Linked DNA regions of Homo sapiens: region 1 is linked to region 2. A link is an interaction called in ENCODE POLR2A ChIA-PET data of the cell type or tissue named here. Cell type or tissue: Panc1. All regions are shown on one strand. Links, peaks and the distances in the headings refer to the core of each region. The heading gives the core; the rest is flanking DNA.

What was found. ChIA-PET counts read pairs that join two places held together with the same protein. Peaks named below come from ENCODE experiments on the same cell type or tissue, not always from the same donor. Only the 100,000 strongest peaks of a DNase experiment are listed, where the experiment ranks them.
Region 1: POLR2A ChIA-PET joins it to region 2 with 6 read pairs; 6 of 35 experiments call an interaction of 5 or more read pairs at or near these places.

The regions. Positions count from the first base shown.
Region 1 is chr20:51,931,169-51,943,479 of GRCh38, forward strand. No RefSeq gene overlaps it. Among named protein-coding and RNA genes, the nearest start is that of LINC01429, 74 kb to the left of the region's middle. In Panc1, for the core only: no CTCF peak of the experiment used is centred there; no DNase peak of the experiment used is centred there; H3K27ac peaks cover 3,175 bases.
Region 2 is chr20:51,778,370-51,790,108 of GRCh38, forward strand. It overlaps SALL4 (spalt like transcription factor 4), which reads right to left. Exons shown (of 4, transcript NM_020436.5): 2 at 11,653-11,739; 3 at 10,492-10,772; 4 at 3,962-6,315. The coding sequence ends at 5,896. Among named protein-coding and RNA genes, the nearest start is that of ATP9A, 16 kb to the left of the region's middle. RefSeq lists enhancers at 10,101-10,602, 10,603-11,102, 11,562-11,739. In Panc1, for the core only: no CTCF peak of the experiment used is centred there; no DNase peak of the experiment used is centred there.

The sequences.
Region 1 (12,311 bases), core at 1,588-9,587, 150 kb after region 2:
TATGTTCATGATAAAAACCATGGCCAAAGCTACCACGGCTTTACTGTGTGCCAGGGACCCAGCTCTGGGCTTTGCAAATATGGACAGTTCTGAATCACGATTCACTCTAATAGCTGGACTTCAAAAGAAACAGCAAACTTCATTCCCCTTATTCAAGTGTGGATATTCCCTTAATGAAATCCCAAATTAAGATCCAAATAGCTGGTGATCATAAGAAGAACCACCATCCTTACTGTGGGGCGAGAGGTTTCTGGCGGGACACTAATTCTCCTCATTTCCCTTCCTGGAGTTAAGCCTTTGATCTTTCAGTTCACAGATGACAGGGCTGCCTACCAATCACCAGGAATTGCTGAAGTGCCTTTCTGTCTTGCTGAGTACGAAGGTGTGCAGACACTCAGAGCCGCCTTGCTCACGATCCGATTTTATGAGCATTGAACTGTGGGTTTGGAAGCAGATTGATCTGCTTTTTTGAAGTCAAAGCTGTTTGCCTTTGCTGTGTACTCATTGGAAAGGGAGAAAGGGAGCTAGGAATGTTGATAATTGAGTGTTTTTTTCTGGGGAATGACTCCTGCCTAAAATCTAGGAAGCCCCTCCTTGTGCGAGGAAGTCATTGCTGGGACTCACCATTTGGTGTGTGGGTTGCTTCTCAGGATGAATTTTATGACAACAACAACAGTAACAACAACTGATTTTTAGAAGTTTGGGGAACTTGATAACTAAGTGAAGATGAGAGGAAAAAGCTGAGATTTGTGTCCAGCAAATAGCTTTTCCGTGATTTTTGGAAAACAATCTCAGTCTTTTAGTCTAGCCTCTACATTTGGTGGTGATGGGAGGGACAGCTAGCATGAAAAGCTATTAACTCAAGAGCACTTAGAAAATGAATTTTAAGGCCAGGCGCAGTGGCTCACACCTGTAATCCCAGCACTTTGGGAGGCCAAGGTGGGCGGATCATGAGGTCAGGAGTTCGAGACCAGCCTGGCCAATATGGCGAAACCCCGTCTCTACTAAAAATACAAAAATTAGCTGTGGCAGCGCACGCCTGTAGTCCCAGCTACTCGGGAGGCTGAGGCAGGAGAAACTCGGGAGGAGGAGGTTGCAGTGGGCCAAGATTGCGCCACTGCACTCCAGCTTGGGCAACAGAGCAAGACTCTGTCGCAAAAAATAAAAATAAAAATACAAAAATTAGCCGGGCGTCGTGGTGCATGCCTGTAATCCCAGCTACCCAGGAGGCTGAGGCAGGAGAATCGCTGGAACCTGGGAGGCGGAGGCTGCAGTGAGCCGAGATTGCACCACTGCACTCCAGCCTGGGTGACAGAGTCAGACCTGTCTCAAAAAAAAAAAAAAAAAAGAAAGAAAAATCTAGGCTGGGCACGGTGGCTCATGCCTGTAATCCCAGCACTTTGGGAGGCCGAGGCGGGTGGATCACGAGGTTAGGAGATTGAGACCATTCTGGCTAACACGGTGAAACCCCGTCTCTACTACAAATACAAAAAAATTAGCCAGTCATGGTGGCGGGTGCCTGTAGTCCCAGCTACTCGGGAGGCTGAGGCAGAGGAATGGCGTGAACCCAGGAGGTGGAGCTTGCAGTGAGCCGAGATCGCGCCACTGCACTCCAGCCTGTGACAGAGAGAGACTCCGTCTCAAAAAAAAAGAAAAATCTGGAAACAATCTGTTCATTAATAAGTCCATCGTTAATTAGTTGACTTCTTAGTTCTTCAATATCCCCATCTGTAGAACAAAGATATTCAGAATACTTATTGGCTGATGATGAGGACTAAACTAGTTAATGTGCAGACAGCGTTTAGAACAAGGCTGGCACAGAGTAAGTTCTCAATACTCTTTGCTATTATATATTATTACAACTCGATATTAGAAATGAACATAAAAAAAGACTAAAGTTGATCTATATGTGCTGAAATGTTCGTATTTATGGTTAAGGAAAAAACCCAATAAATGGCAGAATATGTTGAATATGGTTGATCACATTTGTGCTTTTCAAGCAAGGCTGTGCCTGTGACTTGTATTTACTATGTAGGTTTATTTGTATATAGAACATTTCAGGAAGGATACACAAAAATTGGTGGTTATAAAGGAATTTCTGTCTAGACTCTAGAGAGTTAATGTTAAAACACAGCAATCTGTCTACATTCTTTCAAAAGACATCTGTCGACTGCCAACAATTCTAATTTATGGTTTATGGCACATATAGAAATGGAGCAATTTGAGTCACAACTGTCTAATATGGCTTTGTTTGAAACTAGTGGGTACGATTAATCTATGATTTGAACTAGTGACAAAAAGCACTCATAATATATGTTTTAAGAAAAAAGCCATATGGCTCTGCTGGCCGAAAACCTTTTTTATTTTTTTTTGGAGACAGAGTCTCGCTCTGTCGCCCAGGCTGGAGTGCAGTAGCAGTGTCGGCTCACTGCAATCTCCGCCTCCTGGGTTTAAGTAATTCTTGTGCTTCAGCCTGTCGAGTAGCTGGGACTACAGGCATGTGTCACCGTGCCCAGCTAATTTTTTATTTCTATTTTTTGTATTTTAGTAGAGATGGGATTTCACCATGTTGCCCAGGCTGGTCTCCTACACCTGAGCTCAGGCAATCTGCTCACCTCTTCCTCCCAAAGTGTTGGGATTACAGGCGTGAGCCACCTTACCCGATTGGAAAACCATTAATTTTGAAAATGATTGCTATCAATAAAGTGTCGCTTTTTGGAATAAAAAGCTATGAAACCTCCTGGCTTCGTTTTAAATTATCTTCGGAGTCAAATACTAGAAACAAATTAATGGCAGAAATTCAGGGAAATATTTTGGCATCAGATTCTATAGGATTAATTAAAAGTTGATATCAGGCAGTTATTGCTTAAATGTCATTTTTTATGCAAACAACATAATTGCAAAAATGAGCAGAGCCTTATGTTTGATTTTCTCTGCACATACTGTCATTCAGGTTCATACTTGTCGAGCATTCATCCATGCTTACTAAATATTTTTTAATTGTGTAAAACCTGGGTCATTTTACAGATCTGTTTCTGGGTCTGAGTGGTTAGTATGTCGCCATAGATCTTTCTCTCCCTGACCAAATTCTGCTACTTTTCTGAAATGTCTTTTAAATGTTGTTCATTGCAAGGTTATTATCTTTAATGAAAAAATGCCTGCTGAGCGGACTACAAACCATTTGGTTCCCTCCTGTCAGGGGAGGAAAAGAATAACATTGAACAAGGCTGAAGGTTTTTATTATCACATCGTAAATGAGCAAATGGCATCTGTCAATACAAAGTGACTCAGAGGTGCATGGAAAAAGAAGTTGTATGGGGAGGCTGTCGAGTGACAACACGGATTTTTATTAACCTCCTGGTCCAGCATCTCTTTTCCTATTTTATTTTGCCTCATTCACTTTGCAACATAATAACGCTATAAAAACACTCAAACAGGAAGCTGATCACCATTAAAAACTGCAGGACCGCCTTGCTACTGAGCAACAGCAAAGAGTTTGGATCATAGACTATCTTCAGGGTTTTATACTTAAGTGTGCCGACGTGGGTGTATTTTCACATGCAGCCCCTGCCTGCTTTGGGTCTTTTTGAGAAGATATTTCTTTCCAAGAATAACACAGCCTGTTTGCCTAAGTGTTAATTCTCACAAAGTTTTCATATTTGGGTCATAAACATCCTTCACGACACTGGTAAAATGGCCAAGGTGTTTATGGGCTGCAAGAAATGTTTATGCCAATGCATAAAGGCAGAAATGGAACCGTTCACATCAGACCTGAAATGAGCTGCCCTGGAGTGGGGGAAGGGGAGCCAGAAGCCCACCCCCTACCCCCAACGACCCCCCAATGATTTCGCTGGAAGTTGTTAAGGTGGATGTCTCATAAAAATGTTTTGTAAATGTTAACAGCGATTCAAGCTTAAGCAGGTGTGGGGGCAGTGAACCCTGGGAGGACAATGGGAAGAGGGACCGGAAGTCCTGCCCACTCTGAGGGGAAGCAAGTGCTTTCCCTTATGCCCAGGGCAGGGCATGGAGGAGGCCTGGGCACAGAGTGCCAGAAAATGCCAAGGCTCAAGTTCTGAAATTCTGACAGTTGGGGCCCACCACGTTGTTCAATGAAATTTAAAGGCTGGGTATGAATTGGGTGATGACTTCCATGAGAAGTCAATAGCTACAGTGCAGATGTTTTAGTGTCCTAAAGACAGTGACAATATGGTAGATCTAAATATGTTTTGACACAGAAAGATTTCCACAATTTTTTTTTTAAATAGAGACGGGGATTTGCTATGTTGACCAGGTGGTCTCGAACTCCTGGCCTCAAGCAGCCCTCCTCCCTTGGCCTCCCAAAGTGCTGAGATTACAGGCATGAGCCACTACGCCTGGCCTCTTCCACAATTTTTTTTTTTTTTTTGAGACGGAGTCTCGCTCTGTTGCCCAGGCTGGGGTGCAGTGGTGCTATCTCGGCTGACTGCAAGCTCTGTCTCCCGGGTTCACACCATTCTCCTGCCTCAGTCTCCCGAGTAGCTGGGTGTCAGGCACCCGACACCACGCCCGACTAATTTTTTTTTTTTTTTGTATTTTTAGTAGAGATGGAGTTTCACTGTGTTAGCCAGGATGGTCTCGATCTCCTGACCTCATGATCCACCCGCCTCGGCCTCCCAAAGTTCTGGGATTACAGGCGTGAACCACCGCACCTGGCCCACAATTTTTTTTTTAAAGCAAATTTTAGCCAGGCACAGTAGCTATATTCCTCAGCTACTCAGGAGGCTGAGATGGGAGGATTGCTTTAGCCCAGAAGTTGGAAGCCAGTCTGGGCAACATAGCAAGACCTCATCTCAAAAAATAAAAAATTTCCAGCTTAGAAGATCCTTTATTGTTGTTTTAAAAAATAGCATCTACACAGAGAAAATAACCTGGGGAAAACAGCCCAAACATCACAATGGGTTTGAATGTTCTCTACTTTGTATTTCTGTGTTAATTGTTTTTTTTTTAGAGGTTATGTAGAGATAAAATGTCATAGATCTATGTGTAAGGACATTAAAAAACAAAAGTGCGGCCAGGCGCGGTGGCTCACGCTTGTAATCCCAGCACTTTGGGAGGCCGAGGAGGGTGGATCATGAGGTCAGGAGTTCGAGACCAGCCTGGCCAGCATGGTGAAGCCCCGTCTCTACTGAAAATACAAACGATTAACCAGGCGTGGTGGTGTGCACCTGTAGTCCCAGCTACTCAGGAGGCTGAGGCAGGAGAATTGCTTGAATCCAGCAGGTGGAGGTTGCAGTGAGCTGAGATCGTGCCACTGCATTCCAGCCTGAGTGACAGAGCAAGACTCATCTCAAAAAAAAAAAAAAAAAAAGGTGAGTGCATCCGATTATGGCCTGTAGCCTTGTTGACTGTATTGTGTCATTGTCTGTTGCCTGGTTTTGATAATGTCACTGTGGAGAGCAGCTGGGTGATGAGTAAATAGGACTTACTGTACTATTTTTACATTTCTGTGATCTAAAAATTACTTCAAAATAAAAAGTTACAATAGGGCATCTATTAGTTTGTAAGTGAAATAATAAAGAAAAACAAAGTAAAGTGAGTCATAAAATAGATGCCCACAACATATTGTTGAAATTTAAAGATGCAGATGGCAGAGCAGAATGCCTACACAAAACATACCCAGCAAAATGGTGCACAAATATGCTCAGAGAAGTGTATGGTTGGAGGTTGCCAAATCTAATAGTGGTGATCAGTAGACGGAAGTGTCCACTTTTTGGGGGTAACTTTTTTTTTTTTCTTGAGACAAGGTATGGCTCTGTCACCTAGGCTGGAGTGCAGTGGCAAAATCACGCCTCACTGTAACCTCTGCTTCCTGGGCTCAAGCGATCCTCCTGCCTCAGCCTCCTGAGTAGCTGGGAATACAGGAGCCCACCACCATGCCCAGCTAATTTTTGTATTTTTAGTAGAGACAGAGTTTCACCATGTTGGTCAGGCTGGTCTCGAACTCCTGACCTCAAGTGATCCGCCTGCCTTGGTCTCCCAAAGTACTGGGATTACAGGAGTGAGCCACTGGGCCTAACCATGCATTTAAAAAAATTTTTTTTAAATTTGTTTTGAGATAGGGTCTCACTCCACTGCCTAGGCTGAAGTGCAGCAGTGGTACTTAAATTTTTTTTTTTCTTTTTTTTTTTTTTTTGACACAGAGTCTTGCTCTGTCACCCAGGCTGGAGTGCAATGGCACCATCTCGGCTCACTGCAACCTCCACCTCCAGGATTCTAAGCGATTCTCTTGCCTCAGCCTCCCAAGTAGCTGGGATTACAGGCATGTGCCACCACGCCCAGCTAATTTTTGTATTTTTAGTAGAGACGGGGTTTTGTCATGTTGGCCAGGCTGGTCTTGAACTCCTGACCTCAGGTGATCCACCTGCCTCAGCCTCCCAAAGTGCTGGGATTATAGGCGTGAGCCACCGCACCTGGCCCTTAATTTTCTTTCTTTTTTTTTTTTTTGAGATGGAATCTCACTCCATCGCCCAGGCTGGAGTGCAGTGGCGCGATCTCAGCTCACTGCAACCTCCGCCTCCTGGGTTCGAGTGATTCTCCTGCCTCAGCCTCCAGAGTAGCTGGGATTACAGGTGACTGCCACCACGCCCAGCTAATTTTTGTATTTTTAGTAGAGTCGGGGTTTCACCGTGTTGGCCAGGCTGGTCTCGAATTCCTGACCTTGTGATCTGCCTACCTCGGTCTCCCAAAGTGCTAGAATTACAAGTGTGAGCCACTGCGCCCAGTAATTTCTTTTTTAAAGAAATTATGACTATACAAATGCATAGTCAGCTTTTTAAAAAAATTAATTACATGTATAAATACGTGTGTATGTGTATAGTTAAACCTCCGAATAGCACAAAGTGTGTCCAATAACAAATACTGTTAAACACATCAGCTAGTTTCTTTTTAATAAAGGGAAATGTCATCATTAATAAACTGGAAATCTCTTTGGCAGCTCTTCCAAATTCTACTTTCCATCTTCCCTCTTCAGAGACAACCATTATCAAGACGGTATGTGTACCTTTCAATCTGTTCCTTATATTTTATCATGCATATAAGAATTCAGGCAGGGCGAGGTGGCTCATGCCTGAAATCCCACCACTTTGGGAGGCTGAGGCGGGTGGATCACAAGGTCAGGAGATCGAGACCATCCTGGCTAACACAGTGAAACCCCGTCTCTACTCAAAATACAAAAACAAAATTAGCCGGGTATGGTGGCGGGTGCCTGTAGTCCCAGCTACTTGGGAGGCTGAGGCAAGAGAATGGCGTGAGCCCAGGAGGTGGAGGTTGCAGTGAGCCGAGATCACACCACTGCACTCCAGCCTGGGTGACAGAGAGAGACTCTGTCTCAATAACAACAACAAAAAAAGAATTCAAATTAATTCATACTTTTTTTTAATTGTATGATTGGTATTTTACATATCGTTCTTCAACTTGCTTTCCAAATTTGCCATTATATTTTTGGGATCTATTCATGTTGATTCATACATCTCCTGTTCAGAGCTGTTTTTCTATAAAGGGCCAGAGTAAATATTTTGGGCTTTGTGAGCCATAGGGTCCCTGTTCACTCTGCCACACCCTAATGCTATAGCTGAGAGGTAGTCATAGCAGTACGTAAATGAATGATGTGGCTGTGTTCCAGTAAAATTGAACACTAAAATTTGATTTTCATAGAATTTTACATATTATGAATATTCTTCTTTCGTCCTTTTAAAATTATTCAAAAATGTAAACATCATTCTTAGCCCATGAGCTGTACAAAATCAGGCAATGGGTCACTTTTGGCTCACTGTTTGCTGACCCCTGCTCTAGTGCATTAATCTGAACAGCTGTAGAGGGTTCCACTATGTCTATACCCATTTCATGTGTCCATTCCCCTACAGAGAGATATTTAGGTTGTTTCCTTTTTTATTGCTGTTGCGAAATGGAGCCCTTAAGCAAGTCTTCTTATATCATGTGTCCTATTTAATAGAAACAATAAATGCATTTCATGAATGAGTGAAAAGGCAATATTGCGTCAATACCATCTGTGACCTTTTGAAAAATAGATGCTTGCCAAAGATGCCTATGGAAGAATTGGCACAAGAATTAATGCTTTTAAAAAGCTCCAGATGAATTAAATTATTGCCCACAGTACTTACATTTTCTTCCTCTCTAGCAAGTGTTTAGGGGCTCAATTTAATGAGATTTGGGTGCGGTAGGAGTGCTGGCTCTGAGCCGGTGCCAGCAGTAGATGGCGGTTGATCATAGTGCTAAGTGCTTTAAATCCAAGTCTCACCACAGCCCTGTAGAATCAGGGCTGTTTTTTAGCCCCATTTTTCAGATGAGCAAGATCGACGGGCAGGAGTAGAAGTCTCAGTGGCTAAGTATGGCAGGAAAGAGAAACGGGATACAGAAGTTTACAACGCCTGGTAGAGCAAGAGGCTCTCATGAAATTATACGGACTGTGGTCGGTTGAATAATGGTCCCCAAAGATATCCGTGCCCTAGTCGCTGAAACCTGTGAATATTTTACACAGTCAAAGGGACTTTGCAGATACGATTAAAGCTTTTTTTTTTTTTTTTTTGAGATGGACTCTCTCTCTGTCGCCTAGGCTGGAGTGCAGTGGCCTGATCTCGGCTCACTGAAACCTCAGCCGCCTGAGTTGAAGCGATTCTCCTGCCTCAGCCTCTCGAGTAGCTGGGATTACAAGTGTGCGCCACCACGCCTGGCTAATTTTTGTATTTTTAGTAGAGACGGGGTTTTACCATATTGGCGAGGCTGGTCTGGAACTCCTGACCTCAAATGATCCACCCACTTCGGTCTCCCAAAGTGCTGGGATTATAGTTGTGAGCCACCACACCCAGCCAAATTAAGGCTCTTAAAATGGAAAGATCATCCTGGATTATACGGGTGGACCCAAGGTAATCAAAAGTACTTACTTATAAGAGGGAGGCGGCAGGTAAGTCAAAGGAGGAGAGAGGGGATGCACCAGCAGAAGGAGCGGTCGGGTGATGTGAGAAGGGTTTCAGGAGCAAGGGATGCAGCCGGAAAGCCAGGAGAGGGAAAGGAAGTAGACTTTCCATTCCAGACTCCCCAAGGAACCAGCCCTGCCAACACCTTGACATGCATCCCGTGAGACTAATTTAGGACTTCTGCCCTCCAGAACTGTAAGAATAAATTTGTGGGCCGGGCGCGGTGGCTCACGCCTGTAGTCTCCGCACTTTGGGAGGCCGAGGTGGGCGGATCATGAGGTCAGGAGATCGAGACCATCCTCGCTAACACGGTGAAACCCCGTCTCTACTAAAAACACACACAAAAAAAGTTAGCCTGGCGTGGTGTTGGGCGCCTGTAGTCCCAGCTACTTGGGAGGCCGAGGCAGGAGAATAGCGTGAACCCGGGAGGTGGCGGAGCTTGCAGTGAGCGGAGATCGCGCCTGCACTCCAGCCTCCGTCTCAAAATAAATAAACAAATAAATTTGTTTTGTTAGCGCCTCAGATTTTTTTTTTTAATTTTTTTGAGAGGGAGTCTTGCTCTGTCGCCCAGGCTGGAGTGCAGTGGCATGATCTCGGCTCACTGCAAGCTCCGCCACCTCCCAGGTTCACGCCATTCTCCTGCCTCAGCCTCCTGAGTAGCTGGGACTACAGGCGTCCGCCACCACGCCCGGCTAATTTTTTTTTGTATTTTTAATAGAGACAGGGTTTCACCGTGTTTGCCAGGATGGTCTCGATCTGTTGACCTCGTGATCTGCCCGCCTCGGCCTCCCAAAGTGCTGGGATTACAGGCATGAGCCACCGCGCCCGGCCAGCCCCTCAGTTTTAAGTTCGTGGTAATGTTACAGCAGCAAGAGGGAATTAACGCAGGGCCTGTGAGTGAGTTAGGGAGAAAAGTGAAAGGGGACTTTAATAAACAGTGCTACTGGGCTGGGGTTGGTGGCTCATACCTGTAATTCCAGCACTTTGGGAGGTCGAGGCAGGAGGCTTGCTTGGGCCCAGCAGTTCAAGACCAGCCTGGGTAACATAGTGGGCGGGACCCCTGTCGCTGCAAAAACTTATTTAAAAATTAGCTGGGTGTGGTGGCACGTACATATAGTCCCAGTTACTTGGGAGGCTGAGGTGGGAGGATTGTTTGATCGCAGGAGTTCAAGGCTGCAGTGAGCTATGATTGTACCACTGCACTCCAGCCTGGGTGACAGTGCAAGATCTCATCCATAAAAATAAAACAATAAAAATAGTGCTAATCACTTTAAATGGACTCCTCTTAATTTTTTTTAGATAGAGGAAAAAATCAGAATTCCTTCTGTTGCTTGATTGTGCTTCCTTAAATAAGTCTCCTTGCATTGCCTGGGCTGCATAGAGCCACTGTTTTGTTTTCAGATTTTGCAATTGTTCGTGGACTGTGACTGTGAGAACAGAGTTGCTGAATCCACTCACAGAATGGGAAACTATGACACAGGCAGATCCATGCTTCCCTAAGGAACCAGAGTCTGAAGCTGTGTTCATTCACATCATGAGATCTCACCCTCGGCCGGGCACGGTGGCTCATGCCTATAATATCAGCACTTTGGGAGCCCGAGGCAGATGGATCACCTGAGGTCAGGAGTTTGAGACCAGCTTGGCCAACTTGGGGAGACCTTGTCTCTACTGAAAATACAAAGATTAGCTGGGTGTGGTGGCATGTGCCTGTGGTCCCAGCTACTCAGGAGGCTGATGCAGGAGGATCGCTTAAACCTGGGAGGCAGAGGTTGCAGTGAGTTGAGATCTCGTCACTGTACTCCAGCCTGGGCAACAGCCTGGGCAAAAGAAAAAAAAAAAAAGGAAAAACAGAAATCTCACCTTCACTGTTATGTTAATGAATACAGAGTCCAACTTATAGTCTGTAGTGAGACAAGAACAAAAATTGGGAAATTGTGTAGGTAGAATATGGCAAAAGTACAATATAAATGGAACATAAATATAAATATGTATAGTTACTTCTTTTTAAAAAAAATTTTACACAAATAACTCTTCTAGACAAATTTTAAAATACAGATTTTAAAAAAGAAAAATAAATGTTCTTGTTACAATATAGAACAGATAACTACTGTTGGCCTAAATACACAAGTATTTTCACAAAAAATGATCATACTGCATAAACCATCTTGTGACTACTTGGTGTTCTAAATCACCATGTACATCTTTCCATGCCAATAAGCACGTTTTCTTTCTTTTTTGTTGTTTGAGATGGAGTCTCACTATGTCGCCCAGGCTGGAGTGCAGTGGCACGATCTCAGCTCACTGCAACCAACCTCCGCCTCCATGTTCAAGCCATTCTCCTGCCTCAGCCTCCCAAGTAGCTGGGATTCCAGGCATATGCCACCACGCCCAGAAAATATCTTTTAAATTTTTTTTTTATTTTTTAGTAGAGACGGGGTTTCACTATGTTAGCCAGGATGGTCTTGATCTCCTGACCTCGTGATCTGCCCACCTCAGCCTCCCAAAGTGCTGGGATTACAGGCATGAGCCACTGCACCTGGCTAAGCAAGTTTTCTTTTTTTTTTTTTTTTTTTTGAGACGGAGTCTCGCTCTGTCGCCCAGGCTGGAGTGCAATGCAGTCATCTTGGCTCACTGCAAGCTCCGCCTCCCTGGTTCACGTCATTCTCCTGCCTCAGCCTCCCGAGTAGCTGGGATTACAGGCACCCACCACTACGCCCAGCTAATTTTTTGTATTTTTAGTAAAGATGGGGTTTCACCGTGTTAGCCAGGATGGTCTTGATCTCCTGACCTCGTGATCCGCCCGCCTGGGCCTCCCAAAGTGCTAGCATTACAGGCATGAGCCACCGCGCCCAGCAGCAAGTTTTCTTAAAAGTATTTCCCGGAGCGGTTTCCAAAGAATGTTAACAGGTATTACAATAAGTTCTAGGATGAGATTATCTTGAAGATCCTAGGGTAGAGGCAGTTGGGGAACATTGTTGCAAGATACTTTGATAATGAGAGACAAACAGATGGATCTAAGATGGGAGGAATAATAGAAGGGTCCAAGTGATCTGGCCATGGAAACCCTCTCTCGTTTTCTTTTTATCTTATTTTATTTTATTTTTTATTTTTGAGACAGGGTCTTGCTCTGTTGCCCAAGCTGGAGTGCAGTGGCACGATCACAGCTCACTGCAGCCTCAGCCTCCTGGACTCAAGCAATCCTCCCACTTCAGCCCTCCTGGTAGCTGGGACTACAGGGGTGCACCACCTTGCCTGACTAATTTTTTTTTTTTTTTTTTTGAGATGGGGTTTTGCTCGTCACCCAGGCTGGAGTGCAATAGCGCGATCTTGTCTCACTGC
Region 2 (11,739 bases), core at 3,740-11,739:
TAAAACAAGTTGCAGTAAAGAAGCCAGCTAAAACCCACCAAAACCAAGATGGCGACAAGAGTGACCTCTGGTTGTCCTCACTGCTACACTCCCACCAGCGCCATGACAGTTTACAAATGCCATGGCAACATCAGGAAGTTACCCTGTATGGTCTAAAAAGGGAAGGCATGAACAATCCACCCCTTGTTTAGCATATCATCAAGAAATAACCATAAAAATGGGCAACCAGCAACTCTCAGGGCTGCTCTGTCTATGGACTAACCATTCTTTCATTCCTCTGCTTTCCTAATAAACTTGCTTTCACTTTATGGACTCATCCTGAATTCTTTCTTACGTGAGATCCAAGAATCCTCTCTTAGGGTCTGGATCCAGACTCCTTACCAGTAACAAAACCACTCCTTGATCCAGACTACAAAATGAATGTTGTGTTAACAGGCATGAAAAACAGTATTAATCTCAGTATTAATCTCCTTGTACATTTCCATCAGAGCTCTTGACAGATGCATTAGATGCATTGTTTTTTTGTTTTTTGAGACGGGAGTCTTCCTCTGTCGCCCAGGCTGGAGTGCAGTGGCGTGATCTCGGCTCACTGCAACCTCCGCCTCCCAGGTTCAAGCAATTCTCCTGCCTCAGCCTCTTGAGTAGCTAGGATTACAGGCGCCCATGACCACGCCCAGCTAATTTTTGTGTTTTTAGTAGAGACAGGGTTTCACCATGTTGGTCAGGCTGGTCTCGAACCCCTGACCTTGTGATCCACCCGCCTCGGCCTCCCAAAGTGCTGGGATTACAGATGTGAGCCACTGCGCCCGGCCTAGATGCATTGTTAATGAGCAGCCATAATTTTTGAAAGAAATCTTTTTTTTTTTTTTTCTGTGCAGTAGGTCTCAACAGTGGGCTTAAAATATTCAGTAAATCATGTGATAAACAGATATGCTAAACTGGGCGCGGTGGCTCACACTTGTAATCCCAAAACTTTGGAAGGCCGAGGCGGGTGGATCACTTGAGGTCAGGAGTTTGAGACCAGCCTGACCAATATGGTGAAACCCCATCTCTACCAAAAATACAAAAGGCAGCAGGTGCCTGTAATCCCAGCTACTCAGGAGGCTGAGGTAAGAGAATCACTTGAACCCAGGAGACAGAGGTTGCAGTGAACTGAGATTGTGCCACTGCACTCCAGCCTGAGTGACACAGAGACTCCATCTCAAAACAAAAATGAGATATGCCATCATCCAGGCTTTGTCATTCCATTTCCAGAGCACATGCAGAGTAGAAATAGCATCATTCTTAAAGGCCCTAAGATTTTCAGAATGGTAAATGAGCATTGCTTTAGCTTAATGTCACCACCTGCATTAGCCCCTAACAGGAGTCACCTTGTCCTTTGAAGCAAGGTGTTTTTTTCCTTTCTAGCTATGAAAGTCCTAGATGGCATCTTCTTCCAATAGAAGACTGTCTTGTCTACTTTGAAAATATGTTGTTTAGTGTAGCTACTGTAGTTATTGTAGCTAGATCTTCTGGATAACTTGCTGTAGCTTCTACATCAGCATTTACTGCCTTACCTTGCTTTTTTTTTTTTGTTTTCTTTGAGACAGAGTTTCACTCTTTTTGCCCAGGCTGGAGTGCGATGGCACAATCTTGGTTCACCACAACCTCCACCTCCCATGTTCAAGTGATTCTCCTGCCTCAGCCTCCCGAGTAGCTGGGATTACAGGCATGCACCTCCAAGCCCAGCTACTTTTGTATTTTTAGTAGAAATGGATTTTTCTCCATGATTGTCAGGCTGGTCTCGAATTCCCAACCTCAGGTGTTCTGCCCCCCTCAGCCTCCCAAAGTGTGAGGATTACAGGTGTGAGCCACCACGCCCAGCTGCATTTTTATATTAGGAAGATGTCTTCTTGGGCCTGGTGCAGTGGCTCATGCCTGTAATCTCAGCACTTTGGGAGGCTGAGGCGGGTGGATCATCTGAGGTTGGAAGTTCGAGACCATCCTGACCAACATGGTGAAACTCCGTCTCTACTAAAAATACAAAAATTAACTGGGTGTGGTGGTGCGCACCTGTAATCCCAGCTACTCGGGAGGCTGAGGCAGGAGAATCACTTCAATGCGGGAGGCAGACGTTAAAAAATTAAGCAGTACTTAATTTTTTTTTTTTGAGACAGAGTCTTGCTCTGTCGCCTAGGCTGGAGTGCAGTGGCGTGATCTCGGTTCACTGCAATCTCTGCCTCCCAGGTTCAAGTGATTCTCCTGTCTCAGTCTCCTCAGTAGCTGGGATTACAGGCGCAATGCCACCATGGCCAGCTACTTTTTTGCATTTTAGTAGGGACAGGGTTTCACTGTGTTGCCCAGGCTGGTCTCGAACTCCTGAGCTCAGGTAATTTGTCCACTTTGGTCTCCCAAAGAGCTAGGATTACAGGCGTGAGCCACTGCGCCTGGCCTATAAACAAATTTAAACAGAGAAAAGGTACAGTAAAAATTAGTATTACAATCTTATGGGACCATGGTTGTATATGCGGTCTCTAACTGACAAAACAAAGTTATGGCCACACTATGCGGGCATAATCTACTTGCATAGGTACAATCACAATCTACCCTTTAGAACTGACTTCAAAGATTAAGGCTGAGAGGAATGATGCACACATATACACACTACACACTGTATTATGGAAAACAGCACACACACACAAAGACAATGATAATCTTTTCCCCAGCTATCCCAAGCAGGAATTTACCCTGGAAGTGAACTCAAGTATAAGAAAAGAAATACCACAAAGGCAATCAAAAACAAAATAAAAAAGTTCACGGGGCCAGGCACAGTGGCTCATGCCTGTAATCCCAGCACTCTAGGAGGCCAAGGCCAGTGGATCATTCGAGGCCAACCTGGGGAACATGATGAGACCATCTCTGCAAAAAAAAAATTAGCTAAGAATGATGGTGTGTGCCTGCTACTCCACAGGCTGAGGTGGAAGGATCACTTGAGTCCAGGAGCTCAAGGCCAGTCAGCTGTGATCATGCCACTACACTGCAGCCTGAGTGATAGGGACGTTTATGGGTAAACACCAGCAGTGTTGTCAATAGATGACTAGACATCATTGTTACGTAATTGCAGTTATTTTAAAAGGATTAGCTGGAATTGGGTTTTACCTTGGAAAGATGTCTGAAATATGTGAGAGGGGAGAAAAAAGGCTGGGCAAGGTGGCTCACGCCTGTAATCCCAGCACTTTGGGAGGCCGAGGCAGATGGATCATTTGAAGTCAGGAGTTCAAGACCAGCCTGGCCAACATGCTGAAACCTCATCTCTACTCAAAATACAAAAATTAGCCAGGTGTGGTGGTGGGCACCTGTAATCCCAAGTAAGGAGGCTGAGGCAGGAGAATCGCTTGAACCTGGGAGGCGGAGGATACAGTAAGCCAAGATCGAGCCACTGCACTCCCTTGAGCCTGGGAGGTCAAGGCTGCAGTAAGCTGAGATCATACCATTGCACTCCAGCCTGGATGAAAGAGTGAGACCCTGTCTTAAAAAAAAGAAAAAAGGCCGGGTACGGTGGCTCACTCCTGTAATCCCAGAACTTTGGGAGACCGAGGTGGGCGGGTCACCTGAGGTCGGGAGTTTGAGACCAGCCTGACCAACATAGTGAAACCCCATCTCTGTTAAAAATACAAAATTAGCCGAGTGTGGTGGCGCATGCCTGTAATCCCAGCTACTCCGGAGGCCGAGGCAGGAGAATTGCTTGAACCTGGGAGGCGAAGGTTATAGTGAGCCGAGACCATGCCATTGCTCTCCAGCCTAGGAAACAAGAGGGAAACTGTCAAAAAAAAAAAAAAAGTGAGGCAAGTATGGACATAGCCAGGTGTGCATCTTTTTGACGCTAGGAACAAGAGTGTCACAAGGCAGCTGAAAGTGATTGTCAAGTAAAGATTCTCAGGTATAGAGCAGAAAGTACCAGAAAAATTTATATACACCTGGGTGAGAAAAAAAAACATTCAAATTTTATTTTCCAACAGACAGACAGCATCAGCAGGTACAACTACAGGGGTTTCTCCGTAGATCATACATTCACAAGGCATTATTAGCTCAACAGTGAGAAAGCCACTGGTGTGTTTTCTGTAACAATATCCACTTCACAGTGTAAACAGGTACTATTATCGTGTTCACTTACAATTCCAGAAGGAAAGGCACAACTTGGCAAAAAAAAAAAAAAAAAAAAAAAAGGGGGGCGGAATCCTAAAGTCAGGTGCAACGATGAAGAGACAACACTTTGGCTAATCGTCTTGGATGCATATTTCCGTCAGGACCTTCCACATAGAGGGGAAAGACTTTTCTCCCAGAAATTAGAGTTTTTTTCTTTCTTTCTTGTTAAACCAAGAGCAATGTTTCGTTTGCTCAATATCACATTTACAAAGGAAACTACAAAAAAAAAAGGCATCACAAAATCATCTTGAACGTTCACCTCTTCCCACCAATACATCAACTCTTAGGCTTTAGACAGGGCCTGGGAATACTTCAGCGGTCTTAAAATAGGAAAATAGACACTATGGCTACAAAAAATAAAAAATAAATGAGGTAGATAAATTAAAGCTTTCACACCCAGGACGTGCCTGTTCTAACTTCGTAGCCTTCATGAAATATTCAGCAAGGAAACAAAACAAAACAAAAAATCGTCATAATTACTTGGCATAAGTCGCACCAAGGAAATTCAACAAAAGCAATCAGTATGTGAACCTGTGATGGGAAACACGCCCTTCCACGAGTTTCTTCTCGAGCATGAAAACCCAGTTCTTCAATAGAGTAGGCACTGGCAAACTAAGTCACCTGAGATTCCCCGCTCAGGTGCCCACCTCTTCTGGGATTTGGGAAGAGGAAGGCATCCAAGAGGTGTGGGGAAAACATTGGCACTCTCGGGGCTCCAACTGAACTGTATTTAAATAAGCAGCAACACACACATTGACTCCCTAAGGACTAACGTAAGTCCATTTGAGGGCCTCCTACTTAAGGTTCTAAGGTTGAAGCAGTTTTATAATTCTACAACCCTAGTTTTTTGTTGTTCCTTTTTTAAGTACATTCAAAAAAAAACAATAAGATGGGGACAGGGTTGGGGCATATAAAACAGGTCCCTAAAGAGATGACAGACCTTGTCCTTTTACCCGTGTCCAGTTACCAGTAAGTATACAGTACCCATCTCCCCTCAATGAGGCTGTGTAGTTGTCTTTTCCACTGTTGTTCAGTAAGTTCCAACGATTCTACCTTGAAATAGGTAACAGTCTTTGGAAAAAGTCACTCTAGGTTGTACAAAGGTTCTATGTATACGTCTGTTACAAGTAACAAAGCTACTTTGCAAGACCCGCTTCTTTCCAAAATTAGAAAAAAAAAAAAAAAGTGCCAGGCGTGGTAGCTCATGCCTGTAATCCCAGCACTTTGGGAGGCCAAGGCGGGTGGATCACGAGGTCAGCAGTTCGAGACCAGCCTGACCAACATGGTGAAACCCAGTCTCTACTCAAAATACAAAATTAGCCGGGCGTGGTGGCACCTGCCTGTAATCCCAGCTACTCTGGAGGCTAAGGCAGGAGAATCACTTGAACCCAGAATGGGGAGGTTGCAGTGAGCCGAGATCATGCCACTGCACTCCAGCCTGGGTGATAGAGCGAGACTCCATCTCAAAAAAAAAGAGTCTGTATTTGTTTTGGTATGCATTTTTTTTTTATTTTTTCAACTTTTTGCAAAGCAGCATAGCAACAATCGTGATTGTAGCACTTGCCTGAGGTTGTGGTCACAACCAACGTAGTAAACATCATTTGCATATCAGTAAGAAAAAGAAAACAGGAGGAGATGAGTTCTTACAAAACAAAGCAGATTCTAGAGATTTCACTGTGTCTGCATTGCTCCTTCCACGCAAGTTCTCCCTTAGCTGACCGCAATCTTGTTTTCTTCCAGGAAGTGAGGAAACTGGTGTTTGGGAACGCCGTCAGTAGCACTTGGTTTTTCCACATCTGCACTGATACCCGACTGGGAGCCATCCATCTTGGAGACAGTGGCGTTATTCACAACGGAGGTGGCCCCCAAGGAAACCGGGAGGGTAGGAACCCCCCCACTCTGGATCACAGAGATCTCATTGGTCTTCACGGCCAGACCGCCATTGAGCATGCTGGTGTACTGGTTCCACACAACAGGGTCCACATTCACTGAAGGGGCCAGGATTTCCTTGGGAAAGATTTCTGAGACTCTTTTTCCGTCCGTACCTAACAGAGCCATGGTGTTCTCGATGGCCAACTTCCTTCCACGGCGGGCTGAGTTATTGTTCGCCCCGTGTGTCATGTAGTGAACCTATGGGAACAGGACAGAAAGGTTTTTACCAAAATAGAGATTTGAAGCTCACTGGCAAGCCAAGAATCAATCTGCATATGGATTTCATTCTACCCAGTGTTTTAACATATAGATGATCCTTGACTTACAGCGGGGTTATGCCCAGATAAACTGATTGAAAGTAGAAAATATTCTTAGTCTAAAATGCATTTAATACCCCTAACTAGCCAAACATCATAGCTCAGTTTAGCCTACCTCAAACACACTCAGAACATTTGCATTAGCTTACAGTTAGGCAAAATCATCTAACGCAAAGCCTATTTTATTTTATACATGAGCACTGAAACAGCTCATGTAGGCCAGGCACGGTGGCTCACGCCTGTAATCCCAGCACTTTGGGAAGCTGAGGTGGGCAGATCACTTGAGGTCAGGAGTTCAAGACCAGCCCGGCCAACATGATGAAACCCTGTCTACTAAAAATACAAAAAGTAGCCAGGCATGGTGGCACATGCCTGTAATCCCAGCTGCTCGCGAGGCTGAGGCACGAGAATCGCTTGAACCTGGGAGGCGGAGGTTGCAGTGAGCCAAGATCATGCCACTGCACTCCAGCCTGGGTGACAAAGCAAGACTCCATCTCAAAAAAAAATAAAAAATAAAAAATTAGCTCATAGCTCATGTGATTGAGCATGTACTGAAAGTGAGAAACAGAATGGTTGTATGGGTGCTCAAAGTCTGATCTCTACTGAATGCCTATCACTTTTGTATCATCGTAAATCAAACCATCTTAAGTCAGGGACTGTCTGCACTTTATATTTAGAAAATCAGATTTCTTATATCACCTAACAAACATTCCTCCCCAGAGCAACCAAGATGGGGCTTATAGTCTCCAACTGTCTCTGCTCCACCAATCATGGGTGTACCTATGTGAAAACCTACTATATCCTGGGCATTGATCCAAGTGCCAGGGTTAACATTTTTTTTTGAGTCCTTTTTTTTTTGAGACGGAGTCTCGCTCTGTCGCCCAGGCTGGAGTGCAGTGGCGCAATCTCGGCTCGCTGCAACCTCCGCCTCCCGGGTTCAAGCGATTCTCCTGCCTCAGCCTCCTGAATAGCTGGGACTACAGGCACGCGCCACCATGCCCGGCTAATTTTTGTATTTTTAGTAGAGACGGGGTTTCACCATGTTGGCCAGGATGGTCTTGATCTCGTGACCTCGTGGTCCGCCTGCCTCGGCCTCCCAAAGTGCTGGAATTACAGGCGTGAGCCACCACGTCCGGCCTTTTTTTTGAGTCTTAATCTGTCACCCAGGCTACAGTGCAGTGGCACAGCTCACTGCAGCCTCAACCTCCAAGGCTCAAGCAACCCACCCACCTCAGCTTCCTGAGTACCTGGGACTACAGGTGCACACCACCATGCCCAGCTAATTGTTTTTTTTTTTTTTTGAGACAGAGTCTCGCTCTGTCGCCCAGGCTGGAGTACGGTGGAATGATCTTGGCTCAATGCAAGCTCCACCTCCCGGGTTCACACCATTCTCCTGCCTCAGCCTCCCGAGTAGCTGGGACTACAGGCGCCCACCGCCACCACGCCCGGCTAATTTTTTCTATTTTGTTTTTAGTAGAGACAGGGTTTCATCGTGTTAGCCAGGATGGTCAGGATCTCCTGACCTTGTGATCCGCCCACCTCGGCCTCCCAAAGTGCTGGGATTACAGGCGTGAGCCACTGCACCTGGCCGGCTAATTTATTTTTATTTGTAGAGACTGGATCTCCTTATGTTGCTCAAGCTGGTCTCGAACTCCTGGCCTCAAGCAATCCTCCCACCTTGTCCTCCCAAAGTGCTGGGATTACAGGCATGAGCCACTGCACCCAGCCTAGAGTTAACATTTTTAAAATGCACAAACCTACGCAGGTAATAAAACTGTAGAGTGCACAACATGCACACCTGAGTACAAGTAAAATGGGAAAATCTGAATGTTGATTGTAACAATGTCAATATCTTGATTATGCTACAATGTTGATACTACCGTTTTGCAAAGTGCTACCAATGGGGAAAACTGGGCAAAGCATACAAGGATGTCTCTGTATTACTTTTCAAAAGTCCAGTGAAAATCTATACTTATTTAAGTAAAAATTTCAGTTAAAAACAATTTGTGGGCAGGGCACAGTGGCTCACGCCTATAATCCCATTACTTTGGGAGGCTGAGGCAGGCAGATCACCTGAGGTCAGGAGTTTGAGACGAGCCTGGCCAACATGGTGAAACCCCATCTCTACTAAAAATACAAACAGTAGCCGGGTATGGTGGCACACGCCTGAAGTCCCAGCTACTCAGGAGGCTGAGGCAGGAGAATCGCTTGAACCCAGGAGGCGGAGGTTGCAGTGAGTCAAGATGGCACCACTGCACTCCAGCCTGGGCAACAAGAGCAAAACTGTCTCAGAAACAAACAAACAAACAAAACAAACCAAAACAAAACAAATTTTGGGGCAGGACGCAGTGGCTCACACCTACAATCCAGGACTTTGGGAGGTCAGAGCAGGTGGATCACCTGAGGTCTGGAGTTCGAGATCAGCGTGGCCAACATCGTGAAACCTCGACTCTACTAAAAATATACAAAAATTAGCCGGGCATGATGGCGGGCGCCTGTAATTCCAGCCACTCAAGAGGCTGAGGCAGGAGAATTGCTTGAACCCGGGAGGCAGAGGTTGCAATGAGCCGAGATTGCACCGTTGCACTCCAGCCTGGGTGACAGAGCAAAACGACCATTCCCTGATGCAGCTGACATCTAAATATAGAGAACATCAATGTCTCTAATAATTGCTACAGAGAAAAATGTATCTGGCTGGGAAAGCTACAGAAGGCCATGGTGGGAATAGGATGCTATTTAATCTAAGGTGGTAGGCAAGGCTTCTGCTGAAGAAGGGACCTTACTAGCACCTGGCTGCTTTCTTTAATTATTTTTCCTGTCTGGCTTTCAAGTTTTGAAATCCTTTTCAGCTTCTTTTTTTTTTATTTATATGAATTTAATTTTTGTAGAGATGGCATCTTGCTATGTTGCCCAGGCTGGTCTTCAACTCCTGGGGTCAAGTGATCCTCGCACCACCACCTCCCAAAGTGCTGAGAGTACAGGCATGAGCCACTGCGTCCGGCCCTTTTCAGCTTCTTAAGAGTTTAAAACTCTTAAGAGACAGGGTCTTACTCTCTTGCCCAGGCTGGAGTGCAGTGGTGTGATCACAGCTCACAGAAGCCTCGACCTCCCAGGTTCAAGTGATCCTCCCACTTCAGCCTCCCAAGTAGCTGGGCCTACAGGCGCATGCCACCACGCCCATCTAATTTTTATTTTTATTTTGTAGTGACAGGGTCTCCTTATGTTACCCAGGCTGGTCTCAAACTCCTGGGCTCAAGCAATCCACCTGCCTTGGCCTCTCAAAGTACTCAGATTATGGGTGCTGAGCCACTGCACCCAGGTAGTATTTCTAATTTTTAAAATTAAAATGTAAACATTTTAATTTTTTTAAGAGACAAGGTCTCACTTTGTTTTCTAAGCTGGAGTGCAGTGGCATGATCACAGATCACTGCAGCCTTGATCTCTCAGGCTCAAGTGGTCCTCCCACTTCAGCTTCCCAATTGGCGGGGACCCAAGCATGCAACACCATGCCCAACTAATTTGTGTGTGTGTGTGTGTGTGTGTGTGTGTGTGTGTAAAGACGTTGTCTCCCTATGTTGCCAGGCTGGTCTCAAACTCCTGGACTCAGCTGGGTGCAGTGGCTCATGCCTGTAATCCCAGCACTTTGGGAGGCCGAGGCAGGCGGATCACGAGATCAGGAGATCGAGACCATCCTGGCTAACGCGGTGAAACCCCACCTCTACTAAAAATACAAAAAAATTAGCCGGCCATGGTGGCGGACGCCTGTAGTCCCAGCTACTCAGGAGGCTGAGGCAGGAGAATGGCATGAACCCGGGAGGAGGAGCTTGCAGTGAGCTTGAGCTTGAGATGGCGCCACTGCACTCCAGTCTGGGCGACAGAGTGAGACTCCGTCTCAAAAATAAATAAATAAATAAACAAACTCCTGGACTCAAGCAATCCTCCCACCTCGGCCTCCCAAAGGAGGAATGGAAGGATGGAAGAACTCATCACGGCTTGTGCCAATAAGAAGACACCTGGTGCCTAGCCCCCATCCTGCTGAAAGCCCACACAAACCCACCTTTAAGTTGCCTTTGGTGGTAAAAGCTCGCCCACAAATGTTGCACACAAAAGGCTTCTCTCCAGTGTGAGTCCGCTCGTGGATCTGAAGAGCGCTAGCAGACGAGAAGTTCTTCCCACACCGTGTGCAGCCATGTTGCTTGGCCTGTCGGCGTGGCTGGGCTGCTAACAAAGGGGTCATCCCTGGGGACAATGTCGAGGGTCCCACAAATGTGCCAGGAACTTCAACCTTGACATAGGTCGGCGGGGCTCGGATAAACGTGGAAGGGAGACTGCTCCGACCTAGTACACAGAGGGGAAAAAAGCCAGACCTTTATCATCCAACCTTCATTCTTTCTCTTCAAAGCAAAAGAGATCTTTAAAAATAACTGCCTGCTAGTTTGAGAGTCTGGAGCTGGCTTTGTAAGTAATTAACACCTTCCCCTTTGAATTGTTTATCTGCACAAAGAATAAAGCTTCAAATGCTTGGGAAAAGGTATCACTTTGGGTTTTTTTTTTTTAAAGGCATGGGCAACATATAAACACATATGTAATTTAAGTTCAAATTTCTGCATAAGAAACTACCTTTAAAGCATATGCCCAGACACCATCTTTCTTTGATTCTTTGATACAGCTTTTCCCTTATTTTACCATTAATGACATCAACAAACCTCTCAATAGATATGTGCATTTAAAATGGGTTCATCTTTCCCTGCTTCAAGAGTGGCTAATTTGTGAACATTACATCAGGCAGTGGGGCCTCAGAGTCAGGGAACCACGGCTTATTTCAGTGGTCAAAAAGCAGTGGCCACTTCCTCAAACATACTCTTAAGACACCCATATACAGAATCATAGTGTGGAGAAACAAAAAGAAAAAAACTATAACAAAATAGAACGACTACCCACCCCTATGTCCCAAGGGGCTCAAAGACAAAAATAAAAACCAACAAAAAAGGTATGCTGTCCATACCCATTTTGCATTAACCATCATAAATTAAAAGCATGTTCGTTACTAGGATAGAGGCAGTTACTATTGCCCTCTACCCAGAAGTAAAGAAAAGCTAATTGCCCTATAGAAGGGGCTGCTTCAAGTCATACTCTCCGTTTGTAAAGTTCAACCCAGGCTCCTTTTTGATGACCTTGAGCCCAAAATGGACATAAGTTAAATCCAAAGCTCTATCACCTTCCATCTCAGTGCGGCTGTTCTCGGAGCTCTCTGCTTTGCTCCCAGCATCGGGAGACTTTGACTTGATGCTTTCGGCTTGACTAT